2 separate regions of the Homo sapiens genome follow, and region 2 is linked to region 1. Evidence: read pairs that join two places in POLR2A ChIA-PET (ENCODE). Cell type or tissue: OCI-LY7. All regions are shown on one strand.

Region 1 (2,500 bases):
CATATCTGCTTCTGCCTTCAACCTGTTGAGATATGTTGTTTTAATTGAAGTACATGATGAAAATCTGATCTCACTATAGATATATAATTAGAAAAGGGGGGAGCATATTCATTGCCTTTTCATATCAAACTCAACAAGTGGAAGTTTCTTAAAGGTAGCTGCATCATGGAATCTGAAACCCTATCAATGAATTTTTCATACAAATCAAAATCAATTAGTCCTTCTTGCACTTTAAATGAACCCCTTTACACATGTATGATTTTTATCTTCCATTGGAAATATTGCTTTACTGAATTATGCAAATCTTCCAAATGTCAAGTCATTTCATTATTTAATATCAAAAGTCACATCTGTTAATATTACCACCAATCTCATCAGAAAAGTCTTAAAGTACTACTGGGAAGCTGTCGATCTCAAGTTGGCAAATACAAGTTTTCCAAAATTCTACTCAAGAGCTCAAATTTTATCACTGACAACAAATACTGCCAGTTCCTTTTCCTTGAAGTGGTTTTGTTGAAGTGTCTACCAAACAACCAAATCTGAATAATGATAGTCTGTGATTCTTCCCACTAAAAATGGCTTTCCAGAAAAAAAGCAACTAGCTCAGCTCACAACTCAAACATCTGCACAAGTAATTTTCCTTGAAACAACCATCCTACTTCAGTATGCAGAAATGCTTCAGGCATACTTTCTCTGCTGTTGCACAAAATATTAAAGAGACATGCTCAAGGGTTGAAGTTTATTAAAATTTAAAACTTCCTACTTCATCAAGGGAATTCTTAAGTAAAAACTGGCAATTTTTTTGTTTCATTTTGCTTACTGTGAGTGCATGGCAGTGAAGAATACAGTGACTACTACTACAGTCTGGTGCCACTGCCTTGAATCATGCTAAGGCAGCTAGCAATTTTTACACACTATTGCTTTTGCACCAGCAATGTAAATGTCAATAAAAGGAAAAATCAAATAATGCTTAGTATTATTATGAAAATCATTTTGACTTTTTGAGAACCACTGCTTTAGAATAAAAAAAAGTAATATCAAATGAGGAAATAATATGCACTCAGAAACTGAAAAGAGGAAATGATCATGAAACACACGTTAAGTCCTAGCCAGCTGAATGAAGATATCATCAACAAAATAAACTACTCTCATTTCAGAAGCACCAACATTCTGGACCTCATTTTTTTATCTACGTTAATATACCTTTAAAAAAAAACTGAATCAATGATGTTTTCTTTTACGGTGACAGCTGTTATAGTCTGCTGTTTTTAACAATGCTACCCAGACTACAGTAAGCTGGTTTGATTATAACCTACAAAACCAGACAGTGAGCCATGAGTATCTCCATGCTATCTTTGATATTAAACAAAGTAACTATAAGACAACACAGGCACACTTACGGAAGGAGTAGGTTTATTAGAACGGAAACTGCTTTCAGGGTAATTTCACCTAATGCTGTAAAGCCTGTCATGAAAATTCCACTTCCATCTGTCACATGAATCAACCTATTAAAGTTCCTAGCTACAGAAATAATTCTAACATGATGCTTATTGTTTACAAATTTCAAGATACAGACCCACTTGCCATTTAATCAAAACAAATTTAAATGTGACTGAGTTCATCTAACAAGCTCTTGAAGTATGATATAAAACATAAAGTTTAACAAATAAGATTATGTAAAATACTAAAAAGTATTATTTTAATATATTTGGTAGATTTCCTAGTATATAAAAGAATCATATCATAAATCCTAATATAAACAGTAAGACTTTAATTTGCCTTTTGCGAAGCTTGAAATTTCAATATGCTGTACAGGACAGTAGTCTAGAGGCACCTCCAGAGCTACAACAGAGGTGAAACAAATCAAAGCTCAGAGGAACACCTCCTGTCACGGTTCTGAATTCAAAGAAAAATTCCACTTTATTGCTTTTTACGTTCCAAAACCACCGCTATCAGAGAGGAACTGCTTAATTCAGAAACTACTGAACTCTAGAACTAAACTCAAAAGAGTAGCCCAAATCTGAAAGTTATCTGTAGTTCATATTCTAAGCTTCGTAAGAACAGTGAATCATGTTTGTTTACCCCACAAACATCCAGCATCATCCAGCACAGTGATTGCCACAAGACACTCAAATATTTAGTAAATGAATAAACGACTACAGGTAAGGAAAAGGAAATGATGGTAGAGGGGGAAAACAAAAATTGCATTTCCATATTTTCTAAAAGGATGGCATGCCATCAAATGGACTCCACCAAAAGCACAAGCATACACAAGAATATGTTTATATAGTTGAATATAATTAACCATGCATACCCACCAGGCTTGATGTCCTTGTAAACAAAGTTCTCCAAGCCATATATGAACTCCCCTGAATGTGTGCCTGCATCCCACATGGCAGCAATAACCAAAATGCAAAGCAATTTAAAGACACCTTTAATTTCACATGTAAAATATACCTAAATTTAATTTCATATAATTAGAAATCATGTAACAGGGTAA
Region 2 (2,500 bases), 860 kb before region 1:
TAGGAATAAAAACATGAACAGACACAGAACAGGAGCAGGCAGAAGAACAGAAGAAAAGGGATGAGGCAGGAGAGGAGTAGTTAATCTTACACAACATTTGGACTTTTCAAACGTAATTGCACATCCATTGACAACCGTTATATCACCTTATATTTACCCAGTGCTTTTTGTTTGAATCTCACAGCAGCATGATATTATAGGAAGGGGAAATATAAAACCAAGTTTTACAGCTAAAGAATATGTGGCCTCAGAGAGGTCATCTTTCCAAAAGTCACAGAGGGAGTCTCCCTCTGTTAGAGGGAGAGCCAGAGCTAGGATCTGGACCTCAGGACTCCTAGCACAGTGCTCATCCCACCACACAGAGCACTACTTGTGAAGCAGAACATACCCTTTACATGTTATCCACATGTTATCCACAGCTACAATGCTTGCCAGTGGCCAGCATGGTAATAAAGACTCCATTCTCATGTACATCTCCATAATTAGATTACTTTTCCCCATCCTCATCCCCACAACCTACTCACCAACAATTATCTGAGCCCAGCTATGCTCACCCCTTCTTAAGACCTGCCCTCTCTGGAATTACAGTAGACAATGACAAAGAAGTTGTAGTTGCCAGATGTCTCAAACTGCAGTGACACACATACACAAAATCACAGAATCGGCTGCACCCCTAATGCTTCTCTGTTCAAAATCCAGTTCTTCTTGTAATGACATCTAATCAGGCCCTGGAATCAGCTGAAACGAGAGCTTCTGTAAAAATCACTCTTCACTCGGTACTCAGCAGTTAAGTCTCTTAAATGTCAACCTGCTAGGAATTACTTTAAAAGATTTTTTTTTCCTTCATTACAAATCTCAAAGCTATTGAGTCTTTTCAACTTCCAGATGGATCCTGATATTCATATAGTCCAGAAAATGACAATGTTCTTTGTCTGCTAGGTTTGAACAATTTTGAGTTACTTAAAGAATGTGTCCACATTATTACAGACACTCAGGTTAATAATAAACATTGAGATCCTTATCCAGATATTTATAAGCCTTTAGAACTCTTTAAAGGATGCAAATAATTTGACCAGGATTTTTTTTTTTTTTTTTTTTTTTTTTTTTTTTTTTTTTTTATGAAGAAATTTCTCTACAACCAGGACTCTGGCTAAATCCATTAGCCCTACAATTTGGCTATGTGACCACCAGGTGGTGACAGTGTGCCACAATTCAGGACCAGCAAGGTTGGCATCAGGGAGCTTTCCCCACACTTATGTTGAAAACCAACCTTTCAAATTTAGATCTCACTTAATCCCCTGCCACATTTAAGGTGTTACTTTTAATACAGCATCTCAACCACCACCTCTGGGTTAGGTCCTTCATAATCTGTAGAACCGAAATCTTTTAATGTGGCATTCAGGACCCTCCAAGGTGGTCCCACCCCACCCACCACTCTCCTACACAGTCCCTGTATTACAGCCACACTTCAATGCATGTTTCCTGCACATTCACACAGATGCAAAGATGGTTCTAACATTTCTTGCTTCTGTATATTTGCTCTTGGGGATATCCCCTGATGTTCACCTACCTTTTCAGGCACCTATAAAACATCTGGAAACTTGCTCAGACAAAACTCCACCAAACAGTTGTAAAAGCCCAGAGTTCTACTAGTATTTAGGAATATGCTGAGTGTTGTTTCCTGTAGAAAACTTGTAATGTATATATATAATATATATTAAAAACATACATATATACACATATATACATACATATACATATATATGTAAATCATTACATATATACACATATATACACGCGCGTGCGTGCGTGCGTGTGTGTGTGTGTGTGTGTATGTATTTTGAGACGGAGTCTTGCTCTGTTGTCCAGGCTGGAGTGCCGTGGCGTGATCTTGGCTCACTGCAACCTCCACCTTCTGGGTTCAAGCGATTCTCTTGCCTCACCCTCCCTACTAGGTGAGACTACAGGTATGCACCACCATGCCCAACTAATTTTTGTATTTTTACAAAATTACAAAATAGTAATTTTGTAATTAGTAGAGACAGGGTTTCGCCATGTTAGCCAGGCTGTTCCCGAACTCCTGAGCTCAAGTTATCTGCCCACCTCGGCCTCCCAAAGTGCTGGGATTACAGGTGTGAGCCACTGTGCCTGGCCCTTGTATTATATATTAATCTTGATATTTTTAGGATAAATAAAAACGTGTGTCTTAATGAGCGCTAGATCACATAACCTGCCTTATCTACTTAGCTATTTCTCTTGAACATCTTTCCTTGTCATTAAATGATACATGAAGCGTTTTATGGTTCCCCTCACCAGGAGTCTGCTCAGTCTGGTGGACAGTATGCTGGGCTTGAAATCAAAACACCGAGATTCAGTCCTAGTTCTAGCAGGTGCTAGCTGTGTTTGGGCAAGTTGTTTAACCTCTCTGAGCCCAAGCTGCATGGGTGTAATGCTTACCTCCCAAAGTCTCTGACAGCCTAAATGAGATCACTCATCTGAT

Evidence for each region. Peaks named below come from ENCODE experiments on the same cell type or tissue, not always from the same donor. Only the 100,000 strongest peaks of a DNase experiment are listed, where the experiment ranks them.
Region 2: POLR2A ChIA-PET joins it to region 1 with 7 read pairs; 1 of 35 experiments calls an interaction of 5 or more read pairs at or near these places.

The regions. Positions count from the first base shown.
Region 1 is chr15:62,026,040-62,028,539 of GRCh38, forward strand. VPS13C (vacuolar protein sorting 13 homolog C) reads right to left here. Exons shown (of 85, transcript NM_020821.3): 6 at 2,319-2,381. Among named protein-coding and RNA genes, the nearest start is that of VPS13C, 33 kb to the right of the region's middle. In OCI-LY7, no CTCF peak of the experiment used is centred here; no DNase peak of the experiment used is centred here; H3K27ac peaks cover 445 bases.
Region 2 is chr15:61,166,405-61,168,904 of GRCh38, forward strand. All of the region lies in intron 1 of RORA (RAR related orphan receptor A), which reads right to left. Among named protein-coding and RNA genes, the nearest start is that of RORA, 62 kb to the right of the region's middle. In OCI-LY7, CTCF peaks have their summits at 1,176 (motif pointing right) and 1,390; a DNase peak (open chromatin) is centred at 1,217.